Regions from separate parts of the Homo sapiens genome. Here region 1 is linked to region 2. Evidence: chromatin loops called from intact Hi-C (ENCODE). Cell type or tissue: GM12878. All regions are shown on one strand. Region 1 overlaps SUZ12 (SUZ12 polycomb repressive complex 2 subunit). Region 2 overlaps SUZ12 (SUZ12 polycomb repressive complex 2 subunit).

Region 1 (8,000 bases), 45 kb before region 2:
TATTTCCTTCTTTAAATCTGACCTACAGTAACATTACCTTTCTAAAGAACAGAAATCCTTGGTGTTGGGGGAGGAGCAGCTTTTATATAGTTGCTTATGAGGTTGGTTTTGTTTTTTTCCTAAGGAAGGCTGGGTTGCTTTTGTGATCTTATCTATTTCAAATGGTTAATCAATTCTATTCACTTCTCCTGTATACAGCTTCATAAAGGTAGAAGAGATGAACCTTAGAACGTACAGTCTTTTTCTGCAGACAGAATTTCTTAATCATTACATAAACATTATTCGGAAAAGTTTTCAGTAGTTTCATGGCCCTCCTCAATAGTAACTTTCAGTATTTATACTGAATAGCTCTTTGCAACTAGCCTAAAAGAGTCCTTTATTTTTGTTCTTTTTTCTCTCTTATCTGTGGAGATTGAAAATATATTGCCATCCTTCAGAAAGCGCTTCTTACTATACTCTATTGGATGAAACTTTAATATTGAAGTTTTCAGTAACTCTAAAGGTAAAGAGAGAAGCTTTTTTTCCCTTAAGATCTTTACTATGGAGGCTCTTCTCATTCACTTGAAATATAGATTGTATCAATTCTGCTCTAATATCAGTAGTTTACTATATTTACATTAACATTTCTCTACTGATAATTTTTACAGTAGTTGAATACAATAAATAGCTCTTTTTTGGCCAGGCATGGTGGCTCACACCTTTAATCCTAGCACTTTGGGAGACAGGGGTGGATAGATCACCTGAGGTGAGGAGTTCAAGACCAGCCTGACCAACATGGTGAAACCCTGTCTCTACAAAATGCAAAAATTAGCCAGGCGTGGTGGTGCACACCTGTAGTCCCAGCTACTCGGGAGGCTGAGGCAGGAGAATTGCCTGAACCCGGGAGGTGGAGGTTGCAGTGAGCCGAGATCACGTCATTGTACTCCAGCCTGGGCAACAAGAGTGACACTCCCATCTCAAAAACAAAACAAACAAAAACAAACAAACACAAAACTCTCTTTGAGGAATGAGATTATTCGTAATTTTTGGTGTCTGCATTCAAGCATTATAAAGTAATAAATTGATGTGGAGTACATTTGGCTTTTCAAGTCCTAAAGAGGAAGGGACTATATGAGTATAAAGAGAAACATTTTTTCTAATTAAATTATATATGGGTATAGATTTTTAGACTCTTATCTCTAGAACATGTCATAGACCACCTTAAGAACTAAGATGAGGCTTGTTTTTACAATCCATTCATTCTTTAATTGCTTTGAGAAGTTATACTTAAGTTTCTATTTTTTGGGAAATAGCTTTTTTCTCTTAAACTTGTCAAGTTAAAAGGTAGTAGTTTTATTACGATTTGATGGATCATTCCCTAACTTCAAAATTTTTTCATGATGTCAACAACTGTCTCTTTAATATGACATATCATTGAGCTTTAGGCTTTGCTGATAATCTTTGAGGATACCTTGTGAACTTCAAATATATTTTATAGAATATTTCTTTTTTTATGTGATGGTGCTAGTACATATTTGTTGTGTTGCTTAGTAGACGTGTTAAGTGTTTCAGAATACACATAATTTATATTTGTTTGGCTTAATTCAACAGATACTTGAATACCTACCAAGTATAAGGCACTATGCCAGCACTGCATAGCTTTCCTTGAAGAAGAGCAATTACTGCCCTTCAGGAATATATAATCTAGTAGGAGAAATAAAATATTTACATGAGTTTTACGTGTAGGAAACTGAATGAAAAGTAAGTGTCAAAATAAATATAAACCAAGTACCATGGGTAAGGAGAAATCACTGGTTTGGGAATAATTGGGTAAAAGGTTTAATGAAAACAAGTTAGCGTTTTAGATGGGGCTTGAAGGCTCGTGTGCTGTATTATACACCGTCTCCATAGTATTCATTGTTATGGCTAATCATCCATAATTTATCTTACTAAAAATAATCAAAATCTGGTTTCCATCTTGCCTATTAGAGTGACAATAAAGTATAATTTGTTTCTTTTTCCCAGTTGAGAAGTGATTATTTTGTTTATCTGTTTCTTCCAGGAAAACATTTAAAGTTGATGATATGTTATCAAAAGTAGAGAAAATGAAAGGAGAGCAAGAATCTCATAGGTAAGATAATCTATCAGTTTACATTAAGTGATATACTTTAGGAAAGAGGAAAAATTACAGTGATCATTTTCCTAGTGATCACCTTGATATAAGGAGTTAGAAGGAATCTTAGAGGTCAGTTTGGTCCAAACTCACACACAAGTCAGAAATTAATTTCTGTAGCATTCCTGGCAGAGAATACTTAAGCTGTGGCTTGAATACCTCCAGTGTAGTTGTATTTATTATTGTTTATCTTTATTACCAGTTTCTTCCATTTTGAGTGAAACCTCTGACTTCTGCCGTTGGTCTTAACTCTACCACCTCATTTAAAGAGGGATACTCACATTTATAGTATATGTGCTAGGTACTGTGGCAGGGACTTCACAATATCACGTATCTTGTAAGTTATTCTCAAATATGAGAGGGGTTCTCTTTTTTTTCCATCTTTTTCTTCTCATTTAAATCTATCAGGCAACATATTCATAACTTTTATTTCATATTTGAAATATGTTTCTCACATAGTTTCAGAAACTTGAACATTTGGACAGAATCTACTTGTTGTACATTATCAAATATATACCTAGAACGAATCCCTAAATGTTCTGACTAGTCTGATATCTGTCTACTCTAGATAGTATGCTTCTATTTATTTTTTGACACGTAAACTTTATTTTTTGATATTTTTGATAGAAAATTGAATATTCTAAGGAGAAACAGCAGCTTGGGTGGTGTTTGTTCATTCATTAACTCCTTTAGAGAGTGCAGAACTAAAAATATTAGATTCTTGAAAAAATAGAGTTGGAAAATTTGTCACAATGCATTTTTCTTTTCCTCCTAGTTTTAAATCACAGCTTACGAATTTAGATAGGATATACACTTAATGATGCATCATTTATGCATCTCATTGTTTTCCCATTGTTCTGTTGACTGGTAAAAGACTTCCTTTTTTTCAGTTTGGCTTCCTTCTATTTTAAGTTTGGCTTTGGAATTAAGTGATTTTTTTACTTGGATTATAAAATGATATTTTTTATTTTATATCCTGCAATCTTGTGGGGTTGAAGTATAATTTATATTTCCATGTCTAGGCAATCCTGACTTGTAAATAAACTGTGATAGTCCATTCTAGAAGCTGAGATCCTGAATTGTTACCTGTTATATCTGTTAATGCCCAGGGAGACCCTATAAGATAGAACTGAGAATATTCGCAGTGCACGCACATTTTTCTTTACTAGAATTTATATTCCAGATTCTTGTCTGGTCACCCACCCTAGACAGAGCTCTTGGGATCCTCAGGGCCTTTTTTACTTAAAATACAGACTGTAGTAAGATCCTGGTCTGACCTCCCTGCTTCTTTTCTCCTGACCACATTAAAAGTTTGCCCTATAGTCATTTCAGGGTTCAAGTGAGAAGGAAGCATGAACCAACAACAGGAACACTGGACCCTTCTCTTCATCTTCCTCATCAAGGTTTACCTTCACTACTAAACCCTATTACTATCTCATTGTGACATTGGGTTTGAAATTACAGAGCTTCCCTAAGTAAGAGTGTGTGGGAGATACATACTGTTCAATTCTCTCTGAACAATTGTTTCCCCAGTAATTTTGTTCCTTTTGACCTGGTGGGTTCAATAGCAACTCAAACATTAAAATCAGAGGGTTACATAAATTCCTGCTGGTAGTTTTGGAAGAGAATTTTTTGAGTCTTTAGGGTCTAGCTAGGACCAGTGAGTTGGCCATTTAAGCCTCTCAAGATTCTTATGAATGTCTCAGTATTGCTCCCAGAGGCACTAAGATGAATTAAGAAAGTGTGTCATTTTAAATTTACTGCTAAGACCCTACATTATTAACTTTCTTTAATCTATTTCTTTTTTTTTGAGATGGAGTCATGCAGTGGTGCTATCTCAGCTCACTGCAACTGCCACCTCCTGGATTCAAGCAATTATCCTGCCTCAGCCTCCCAATTATCTAGGATTACAGGCACCTGCCACCACACCCAGCCCCCCCCCCCCCCCCTTTTTTTTTTTTTTTTTTTTTTTTTTTTTGAGACCAAGTCTCCCTCTTGCTGAGGCTGGAGTGCAGTGGCGCGATCTTGGCTCTACAGCCTCCACCTCCCGGGCTCAAGCAATTCACCTGTCTCAGCCTCCTGAATAGCTGGGAATACAGACGTGCACCACCACACCCAGCTGATTTTGTATTTTTAGTAGAAACAGAGTTTCACCATGTTGGCCAGGCTGGTCTTGAACTCCTGAGCTCAAGTGATCTGCCTGCCTTGGCCTCCTGAAGTGCTGGGATTACAGGTGGGAGCCACCAAGCCTGGCCAATTTTTGTGTTTATTTATTTATTTATTTTGAAACGGAGGTTTGCTCTTGTTGTGCAGGCTGGAATGCAATGGCGTGATCTCCGCTCACTGCAACCTCTGCCTCCCGTGTTCTCCTGCCTCAGCCTCCCAAGTAGCAGGGATTACAGGTGCCCGGCATCACACCGAACTAATTTTTTCTTGAACTCCTGACCTCAGGTGATCTGCCCACCTCAGCCCTCCCAAAGTGCTGGAATTATAGGCATGAGCCACTGCGCCCAGCCTCCTTTAATCTATTTCTTATTTCAAATTAAGGTAATCTTATTTTTCTCCTAAACCTATCACACAGGGTTGTAGGAAGGACCCTAAACACCAGTATATGATGCCAGCAATATAAATATTTGCTTCTAAAATCTATTGTCAAATTCTTAAAAGATAACACAGGCCGGGCATAGTGGCTCACACCTATAATCCCAGCATTTTGGTGGCTGAGGTGGGTGGATCACTTGAGGCTAGGAATTTGAGACTGCCCTGGCCAACAGGGGAAAACCCTTTCTCTACAAAAAACACAAAAATCAGCCAGGCGAGGTGGTGTACACCTGTAATTCCAGCTACTTGGGTGACTGAGGCAGGAGAATCCCTTGAACCCGGGAGGCAGAGGTTGCAGTGAACTAAGATTGTGCTACTGCACTCCAGCCTGGGCAAGAGTGTGACTCTGTCTCAAAAAAAGAAAAAAGATGATAAATCTTTGTTGTTCCATAACATTAGTTAGTAGAAGTTAATATCTTAAATCGTACACAAAAGTATCTCTCCTCCATTTATGTTCTTTTTTTTTTTTGAGACGGAGTCTCGCTCTGTCACCGAGGCTGGAGTGCAGTGACGCGATCTCAGCTCACTGCAGGCTCTGCCCGCCGGGGTTCACGCCATTCTCCTGCCTCAGCCTCCCGAGTAGCTGGGACTACAGGCGCCCGCCACCTTGCCCAGCTAATTTTTTGTATTTTTAGTAGAGACGGGGTTTCACCGTGTTAGCCAGGATGGTCTCGATCTCCTGACCTCGTGATCCGCCCATCTCAGCCTCCCAAAGTGCTGGGATTACAGGCGTGAGCCACCGCGCCCGGCATATATTCTTTGTACTATTTCAGTTTGACTGGGTCCCAGATCTGTACAGGTCTAGTCTGGGAGTCTTCCACTAGAATTCATATTCCTTTAGCACTGCCAAAGTTATAGTATGTCTGCTCCTGAGCCCAATATATTTCATTCCTCAAAGTTCAAGGGGTATCAAGATAAAAATACCATAGTAGTATAGCCCAAAAGTTAGTTCAGTCAAATAAATGCCTGAGTTTATTATGACATTTGTAGTAATTTATAAACTAAACCAAGATATGAGCATTATCTGTTCAAAAGAAGTTGGTGTTTCACGGTCTTTTATATTTTAGACCTACAGTTGTCTTAAGTCACTTGCAGAAACTTGTTGGTGGAAGGAGGTGATAGAAAAACATGAGCTATTAAATGGTGGTTAGTTCTTTTTTTTTTTTTTTTTTGAGACGGAGTCTCGCTCTGTCACCCAGGCTGGAGTGCAGTGGCGCCATCTCAGCTCACTGCAAGTTCCGCCTCCCGGGTTCACGCCATTCTGCCTCAGCCTTCTGAGTAGCTGGGTCAGGTGCGTGCCACCACGCCTGGCTAATTTTTTGTATTTTTAGTAGAGACGGGGTTTCACCATGTTAGCCAGGATGGTCTCGATCTCCTGACCTCGTGATCCACCCGCCTTGGCCTCCCAAAGTGCTGGGATTACAGGTGTGAGCCACCGCGCCCAGCCTTTTTTTTTTTTTTTTTGAGACAGAGTCTCACATTGTCGCCCAGGCTGGAGTGTAGTGGTGCGATCTTGGCTCACTGCAACCTCTGTCCCCCAGGTTCAAGAGATTCTCCTGCCGCAGCCTCCCTAGTAGCTGGGATTATATGCATGCCCTACCACGTCCAACTAATTTTTGTATTTTTAGTAGAGACAGGGTTTCACCATGTTGGCCAGGCTGGTGTCAAACTCCTGACCTCAAGTGATCCTTCCACCTTGGCCTCTCAAAGTGTTGCAATTACAGGCTGAGCCACTGCGCCCAGCCTTCTTTTTCTAAGAGACAGGGTCTTGCTCTGTTGCCCAGGCTGGAGCACAAGTGGCTGCTCACTGCAGCCTCTAACTCCTGGCCTCAAACCATCCTCCCATCTTAGCCTCCTGAATAGCTAGGACTACAGGTGCATGCCACCATGCCTGGCTAATTTTTAAATTTTTGTAGAGGCAGGATCTTGCTATGTTGCCCAGGCTGGTCTCAAACTCCTGGCCTCAAGTGATCCTTTCAGATTGGCTTCCCAAAGTTCCGGGATTACAGGTGTGAGCCACCACGCCTGGCCTTTATTTTCTTTACAGAAGGTCTGATATAATGCCTTACATCCTTTCCAGCTCTTGTTTCTGGTACTCCAGTTTTGAATTTTTCATGGATTTTGACCAGGCACTATGGCTGATTAGAATAAATCTCTTGCCTTTGTGTAGTGGTATATGCTAGCAGGATTCTAGGGATTCTTATGCTGTCCTACCAATTTTGGAATTATCTTTTTTTTGTTGCTGTTTTTTTGAGATGGAATGTGGCTTTGTCGCTCAGGCTGGAGTGCAGTAGCGCGATCTCGGCTTACTGCAACCTCCTCTTCCTGGGTTCAGGCAGTTCTCATGCCTCAGCCTCCTGAGTAGCTGGGATTACAGGCATCTGCCACCACGCCCAGCTACTTTTTGCATTTTTAGTAGAGACAGGGTTTTACCATGTTGGTCAGGCTGGTCTTGAACTCCTGACCTCAAGTGATCCGCCTTCCGTGGCCTTCCAAAGTGCTGGGATTACAGGCGTGTGGCACCGTGCCTGTCCCCAATGTTGGAATTCTCTGGTAACAACTCTTGAGTGCTGAGTGCATCTCCATGGACTAAAATGCATCATGAAAAGATTTTTAAATCTGAGTTGCTTCCAAGTGTTTACCAGGGCCAAACGAAGCAAAATGTCACTTCTCTCTTGCCCTTATTCCTCTTCTATTCCTGGTCTTCTGTTAGTAGCTGGAGAAAAATCCCCTCAAAGGATACCTGAATTAGAACTTTTATTAGGGTTATTTTCAAGCATATATTTTTATTTTTTGAGACAAAGTCTTGCTCTGTCACCCAGGCAGGAATATAGTGGCATGATCTTGGCTCACTGCAACCTCCGCCTCCCAGGTTCAAGCAATTCTCGAGCCTCAGCTTCCCCAGTAGCTGAGATTACAGGCATCTGCCACCACACCTGGCTAATTTTTGTTTTTTGTTTTCCAGTAGAGACAGGGTTTCACCTATTGGCCAGGCTGGTCTCAAACTCCTGACCTCAGGTGGTCCATCCGCCTCGACCTCCCAAATTGCTGGGATTACAGGTGTGAGCCACCATGCCTGGCTTTATTTTTATTTTTTGAGACAAGGTCTCGCTTTGTCACCGAGGCTGGAGTGTAGTGGCACAATGATAGGTCACTGATGGATTGAACTTGTGGACTAAAGGGATCCTCCTGCCTCAGCCTCCTGAGTAGCTGGGACTACAGGCATGTACTGTCACACCTCACTAAT
Region 2 (8,000 bases):
CTCCCAAAGTACTGGGATTACAGGCATGAGCCATCGCGCCCAGCCAGTTTTTAAGAGGAAAAAACATTTACAAATAGAGTTAACTTTCTGCTGAGTTTAAGGCCCAAGTTGCAGTGTTCTATCATTTTTATTTTACTTTTTTTTTTGAGACAGGGTTTCTCTCTCTCACCCTGGCTGGAGTGCAGTGGTGCCATCTCAGCTCACTGAAACCACCGCCTCCCAGGCTCAAGCGATCCTCCCACCTTAGCCCTCCATATAGATGGGACTACAGGCTCGTGCCACCACGCCCTGTTAATTTTTGTATTTTTCGGTAGAGATGGGATTTTGCCATCACCCATGCTGGTCTCAAACTCCTGAGCTCAAGCAATCTACCTACCTTAGCATCCCAAAGTACTGGGACTACAGGCTTGAGCCATTGCGCCTGGCCAAGTTCTGTCATTTTTGTGTCTGTCCAGTAGGTACATTGTCCTTGACCTGAGAGAGCACTCATGTGTCTTTATCTGCCTGTTTAAAGAAGGCAGAAGGCGTAAGTTGTCCTCCTTGACCACTCATGTACACTCATTGTGTGCAGGTGACAGTAATGGTCAGATTAAAGAGATATAAGAAATGGGGCCGGGCGCAGTGGCTGACATCTGTAATTCCAGCACTTTGGGAGACCAGGGTGGGTGGATTGCTTGAAGCCCAGGAGTTCAAGACCAGCCTGGGCAACATAGTGACACCCTGTCGCTTATAAAAAATAAAAAATATAAATAAAATAAGAAATGGCTTGTGTCAGGGGAAAGGTTTTGCAAGTAAACTGTAGTATGGGCACTTCTCAGAATACTCAGAAACCAGTGAAATAGGTAAAAGGTTGCATCAAAACTAAGAAAAAGTTCTATACAAATTATACCTAATTGTTAATTATGTAAGGAAATATAAATACCTTTTTTTCTTATATCTGAAAGGAAATATACCAGAATCATTTGTCACTATCTTTTTAGATTTGAAATAATTATTTTTTTTGGAGACGGAGTCTTGCTCCGTCACCCAGGCTGGAGTGCAGTGGCGAAACCTCAGCTCACTGCACCCTCTGCCTCCCGGGTTCAAGCAATTCTCCTGCCTCAGCTTCCCAAGTAGCTGGGACTACAGGTGTGTGCCACCATGCCTGGCTAGTTTTTTTTCATAGAGATGGGGTTTCACCATGTTAGGCAGGCTGGTCTCAAACTTCTGACCTCAGGCAGTCTGCCCACCTCGGCCTCCCAAAGTGCTGGGATTACAGACATGAGCCACCGTGCCCAGCCTGAAATAATTTTAATATAATAAGTATAACTTACTTTCTGATAAACCAACACTTAGTGCCTGCTCACACCTGGGATCTGAGAATACAAACACCAATTAAAACCACACTCTGGGCTGGGCACGGTGACTCATATCTGTAATCCTAGCAATTTTGGAGGCCGAGATGAGCAGATTGCCTGAACTCAGGAGTTCAAGACCAGCCTGGGCAATATGGTGAAACCCTGTCTCTACTAAAATACAAAAAATCAGCCGGGTGTGGTGGCGGGCGCCTGTAATCCCAGCTACTCAGGAGGCTGAGGCACGAGAATTGCTTGAACCCAGGAGGTGGAGGTTGCAGTGAGCTGAGATTGTGCCACTGCACGCCAGCCTAGTCACCAAAGTGAATCTGTCTCAACAACAACAAAAAAACACATTCTGACCTCAGAGTGCTTAAAACAGCATGGTAATGACATATAATTACTTGGAGTTACTTTTATAATTGTTTAGGACATAGGAGGTGGTTTTTTGTTTTTGTTTCTGTTTTCCTTTTTTTGACAGAGTCTTCCTCAGTCGCCCAGGCTGGAGTGTAGTGGTGCGATCTCAGCTCACTGCAAGCTCTGCCTCCCAGATTCACGCCATTCTCCTGCCTCAGCCTCCCGAGTAGCTGGGACTACAGGTGCCCACCACCATGCCCAGCTAATTTTTTTGTATTTTTAGTAGAGATGGGGTTTCACTGTGTTAGCCAGGATGGTCTTGATCTCCTGACCTCGTGATCCACCCGCCTCGGCCTCCCAAAGCACTGGGATTACAGGTGTGAGCCACCGCGCCCGGCCCTGTTTTTGTTTTTTGAGACGGAGTTTTGCTCTTGTCATCCAGGCGGAAGTGCAGTGGTGTGGTCTTGGCTCACTGCAACCTCCGCCTCCCGGGTTCAAGCAATTCTGCTTCCGCCTCCTGAGTAGCTGGGATTGCAGGTGCCCGCCACCACGCCCTGCTAATTTTTTATATTTTTAATTAGAGATGGGGTTTTGCCACGTTGGGCAGGCTGGTCTCTAACTCCTGACATCGTAATCCTCCTGCCTTGGCCTCCCAATGTGCTGGGATTACAGGCGTGAGCCACCGCGCCCGGCCAGAGGTGCTTTTTAAGGAAAAAAATAAGTCCTGCCAATAGACCTTAACATCAGATTAGGGATGCTGAATTATGGGTATTTTTCCTGCGATCATCAGTTGAGGGAGATAACAGAAATATATTTAAATACCACAAGTAGAATTCTGTGAAACCTTTAATATTTAATAGTTTTTGTGAGGTATGTTATTTTGCTTTTCAAAAGCAATGTTTTTATTGAATATAAAAGTGTATGTTTTCAGCTGTTAAAGAATCATTGACTACAGATCTACAAACAAGAAAAGAAAAGGATACTCCAAATGAAAACCGACAAAAATTAAGAATATTTTATCAGGTAAACATAGCTGACCCTTCTTAAAGTAATTATGAAATGTATTTGTTTTTTGTATGTCAAACATGAAAATTTTTTGTTCATTTTTATTTTATTTATTTATTTATTTGAGACAGGATCTCACTTTTTTGCCCAGGCTGGAGTGCAGTGGTGCAGTCTTGGCTCACTGCAACCTCTGCCTCCTGGGTTCAACCTGATTCTCACGCCTCAGCCTCACGAGTAACTAATTACAAGCACATGCCACCACTCCTGGCTAATTTTTGTAGTTTTTGTGGAGACGAGGTTTTACCATGTTGCCCAGGCTTGTCTTGAGCTCCAAGCGATACATTTGACAGTGTCTGCCTTGGCCTCCCAAAATGCTGGGATTAACAGGCGTGAGTGACCTCGCGTCACTGGGCATATTTAATTAAAGAGAATATCTCTAATTTGATTTTCCGCTTAAATTTTTTAAACTATTTTTAGAAGTGATATTTAAACAAAATATCTTGTTATGCGTAAATTGGAGATTTGCTTTTTTTTTTTAATTGTTTTTAGTTTCTCTATAACAACAATACAAGGCAACAAACTGAAGCAAGAGATGACCTGCATTGCCCTTGGTGTACTCTGAACTGCCGCAAACTTTATAGTTTACTCAAGCATCTTAAACTCTGCCATAGCAGATTTATCTTCAACTATGTTGTGAGTAATTTTTCATATTTTCTCAATTTGTGTTAAGAAATCTCTTGTACCCCATAAATATATACATCTATGTACCCACAAAAATTTTTTAAATTAAAAAAGGGAAAAAATATGCATTAAGTACAAGATAGCATGACTTTCAAAAATTGTACTTTGTATAAAAAACAAATTTCTGTATTTGATAGATTGCCGTATATATGGATTACAGTGAATGATTCAGAGTTGACATATATTTGGAATTATAATTAATGTTTGTGTAGTGTCTCTAATTGACTCACAAAATCCTCAACCAACTCTTTGAATTAAATGATAATTTTCTTATTCTTGCTCAACCAAGAAATAATTTGTACAAAGTCACCAAGCAATAAATGACATAGTTAAGATTTTAACACATTTTGTTGACCCCAGGTCTTCTGACTGCCTGTTTACCATGCTGGTGTGCCTGGCCTATTTTAGTTTTCTAAATATTAAGAGCCCACAAATTCTTTAATTAAATTGGAGGGATATTTAGGATAGGATACTTAATATATTTTTTTTTTTACATTTTTGTTGCAGTATCATCCAAAAGGTGCTAGGATAGATGTTTCTATCAATGAGTGTTATGATGGCTCCTATGCAGGAAATCCTCAGGATATTCATCGCCAACCTGGATTTGCTTTTAGTCGCAACGGACCAGTTAAGAGAACACCTATCACACATATTCTTGTGTGCAGGTAGGTAAAAAGGGCATATAAGAAAAGTTTAAGCTCTGATTTTTACTGATGTTGGAGGAACAAAGGAGCCAGATGAAGCTACTAGTTCGTTAGGTGGAAATTATTATTTTTCAGTATTAGGTGTCTATGGGGTTGTTAACTACTTTATAACACTTGATAGCTCCTATTTCTACAGAGAAGTTTTCTCACTTTTCCTTTGAACTTTATACTTAAGTTTTAATGATGTTAATGTCACTACTGCTGCAGTGGTTTGGGATTAAAGAATTCTGTCAGAAGTTTCTGGATAATTGGTTGAACCTGGGAGGTCGAGGTTGCAGTGAGCCGAGGTTGTGCCATTGCACTCCGGCCTGGGCAACAAGAGCAAAACTTCGTCTCAAATAATAATAATAGTAATAAAAAAATTACAAAGAGGGAATTTTTAATCTTAGTAAAACTGAAAAAATTTTTAAGGCAGGTGTATGCATATGTAACCAGTGTTAACGGCTTTTCTGCTTTGTGAATATACATGAGTTAGAATACACAGTTTTGACATGTAGGATTTTATATGCATATTCCTATCTGAATGTGCCCTAACTAGCACTTCATTTCTTTTTCCTCCTTTTTAACTGTAACTTTTCACACCCAGAAAGACAGTTTGTGTTTGAATTAATATGTAATAGGTTTGATTTACATTATGTACCAAAAGAAAATAACTAGTGGGGGTGTGCCTCTAATACTATTGTTTTATGGTTAGTTTTATAAAAGGGTGATGTTGCAGATTATCACAGATCTCAACTCCTAGTCGTGAGGTTAGATGGTATACATGTAGAGGCCATAAATCAACATTTATTTCTTTTCATTAGGCCAAAACGAACAAAAGCAAGCATGTCTGAATTTCTTGAATCTGAAGATGGGGAAGTAGAACAGCAAAGAACATATAGTAGTGGCCACAATCGTCTGTATTTCCATAGTGATACCTGCTTACCTCTCCGTCCACAAGAAATGGAAGTAGATAGTGAAGATGAAAAGGATCCTGAATGGCTAAGAGAAAAAACCATTACAGTAATTATTATTATCTTTATTGGCAATTATCTTGGAATATTATTTTGTTTTGAAAATTGCTTACTATGAACTAGACTTTTATTGTAAAGGAACTTTTTTTAAAAAAAAAAAAAGGAATCCGGAAATGTACAGGTTTTAAAATTATGTCACTTTAAAAGTTAACCAAGTTAGGCTGGTGGCGGTCGCTCACACCTGTAATCCTAGCACTTTGCGAGGCAGGCGCATTGCCTGAGTTCAGGAGTTCAAGACCAGTCTGGACAGCATGGTGAAACCCGGTCTCTACTAAAAATACAAAAAATTAGCCAGGCATGGTGGCATGCACTTGTAGTCCCAGCTATTCAGTTGGCTGAGGCAGGAGAGTCGCTTAACCCCAGGAGATGGAGGTTGCAGTGAGCCAAGATTGCACCACTGCACTCCAGCCTGGGTGACAGAGGGAGACCCTGTATCAAAACAAACAAAAAAGTTACCAAGTTAAAGGGAATATGGATTTTCTTCAAGTAAATTTGTATTGTGTGTTTTCATTTCTATATTTATAGGTAATCGTAATTTAGGCTTTCCCTTTTTAAATGACGGCAGGTGTGCTGGCTCACACCTGTAATCCCAACACTTTGGTAGGGCGAGTTGGGCTGATCACCTGAGGTCAGGAGTTTGAGACCAGCCTGGCCAACATGGCAAAACCCCATCTCTACTAAAAGAAAATACAAGAGTTAGCTGGGCATGGTAGAGCGTGCTTGTGATCCCAGCTACTCGGGAGGCTGAGACAGGAGAATTGCTTGAACCCGGGAGGTCAAGGTTTCAGTGAACTGAGATCGTGCCACTGTACTTCAGCCTGGGCGATAGAGCAAGACTCTGTCTCTAACTAAATAAATAAATTAAATTAAATGACTACTTAAATAGAAGTTAATTTTAAGAAATGTTGCCACTTTGCTGTATAAATATGTTGTATTTTTAGTTCCAAAACATTCTGTTTTTGACATTCTCACAAGTTTTTCTTAAAATATGTGTTTAATAGGTGTTTTTCTTTCTTTTTCCCAGCAAATTGAAGAGTTTTCTGATGTTAATGAAGGAGAGAAAGAAGTGATGAAACTCTGGAATCTCCATGTCATGAAGCATGGGTAGGGTATTTCTAAATTAATTTAAATATTTTATTATTCTTTATGGTCTTTTGCTGTTTCACATTCTAGAAATCTTACGTGTGTTAGAATCTTATTTAAAATTCCATTAATGTATATTTGTCCCAAATTTTATTCTATTCCAATGTTTTTTGGTTTGGCAGGTTTTTTTTAGGTACAAAGACGTTCCTTTTGGTATTATTTATAACAATGAATTAATATTATATTCATTAGTATTAATAAAATCAAGGCAAAAACCGGGCCTTGCCTTTAGAACTTGTTGCACAGATGTGAGTCATCGCAGCATTATTTATCAGGGTTGTTGATTCTGTCAGCTTTCAAGAGGAAACAGGCTGCTGCAACCCTGGTGTCCGTAGGAAAGGGTGTCATCATCATAGAACCTCCTCAGAAATCACTGGTGCCCATCCTAACTCTCGTAGTAGTGTTTCTCCCATGCTTGCAAACTCTATCAGGGTTGACTCGTTCACACTCAAAACATTTTATAGAGCTGGGTACAGTGGCTCATGCCTGTAATCCCAGTACTTTGGGAGGCCAAGGTGGGTGGATCACTTGAGGTCAGAAGTTAGAGAGCAGCCTGGCCAACATGGTGAAACCCTGTCTCCACTAAACGTACAAAACTTAGCCGGGTGCAGTGTCACACACCTGTAATCCCAGTTACTCGGGAGGCTGAGGCACTATAATCACTTGAAGAACCCGGGAAATGGAAATTGCAGTGAGCCAAGATTGCACCACTGCACTCCAGCCTGGGCAACAGAGTGAGACCCTATCTCCAAAAAAAAAAAAAAAAAAAAAGGCCACCTTGGTGGGACCCACGACCAGGGAGCAGCAGAAGGCAAGACAGAGCTGTAGGTTCATTTAATGACCCAATTTTCATGCCTTTTAGTGCCACGTGTTTCATGTCTGGAAATCCTGAAAATTACCACAGTTATTACCACAATTTTTAACCATTGGTTAATTTTTCAGAATAAAACGTGGCTTTTTGGATTTGTTTACCATTTCATAGAGGTGAAAGGAGAACAATTTTTGTTTCTTATTCCTTTGTGGCTAAAAGTATGTTCCCGGCTTGGTGTGGTGGCTCACACTTACAATGCTGGCACTTTAGGATGCCAAGGCAGGAGGATCACTTGAGTTGAGGAATTCAAGACCAACCTGGGCAACACAGTGAAACCTTGTCTCTACTAAATTTTTTTTTTTTTTTTTTTGAGACGGAGTCTCTCTCTCTCGTCCAGGCTGGAGTGCAGTGGTGTGATCTCGACTCACTGCAAGCTCCACCTCCCAGGTTCACACCATTCTCCTGCCTCAGCCTCCGGAGCCGCTGGGACCACAGGCACCCGCCACCACACCCAGCTGATTTTTTGCATTTTTAGTAGAGACGGGGTTTCACAGTGTTAGCCAGGATGGTCTTGATCTCCTGATCTTGCGATCCACCCACCTCGGCCTCCCAAAGTGCTAGAATTACAGGCGTAATTACCTGGCCCAAATATTTTATGCTTTTAAGACTGCTTATGTAATTGAAGAACAGAAATTATATCTGCTGTTCTAATGGTACCTGTTTAAGCTTAAGTTAGATTAAATCTCTTGAAATTTTTAAAATGGTAAGCTCATTCAGATGATTGAATTTCAGTTTCTCTATAGTTTTACTGCTTCTTTAATCATCTTTTATTTTACTGGAATTGGATATAGTCTTATTATAATGGTTATCACTGTTGCATTTGACAAAAATG

Evidence for each region. Hi-C counts contacts between places; a loop is a spot of excess contacts. Peaks named below come from ENCODE experiments on the same cell type or tissue, not always from the same donor. Only the 100,000 strongest peaks of a DNase experiment are listed, where the experiment ranks them.
Region 1: a loop joins it to region 2, with 3 times the contacts of the local background. A loop is called at or near these places in 11 of 110 quality-filtered maps.

The regions. Positions count from the first base shown.
Region 1 is chr17:31,945,576-31,953,575 of GRCh38, forward strand. It overlaps SUZ12 (SUZ12 polycomb repressive complex 2 subunit), which reads left to right. Exons shown (of 16, transcript NM_015355.4): 4 at 2,042-2,110. Among named protein-coding and RNA genes, the nearest start is that of SUZ12, 13 kb to the left of the region's middle. In GM12878, no CTCF peak of the experiment used is centred here; a DNase peak (open chromatin) is centred at 4,126.
Region 2 is chr17:31,990,620-31,998,619 of GRCh38, forward strand. SUZ12 (SUZ12 polycomb repressive complex 2 subunit) reads left to right here. Exons shown (of 16, transcript NM_015355.4): 11 at 2,623-2,714; 12 at 3,246-3,389; 13 at 3,945-4,102; 14 at 4,945-5,143; 15 at 6,179-6,258. Among named protein-coding and RNA genes, the nearest start is that of LRRC37B, 13 kb to the right of the region's middle. In GM12878, no CTCF peak of the experiment used is centred here; no DNase peak of the experiment used is centred here.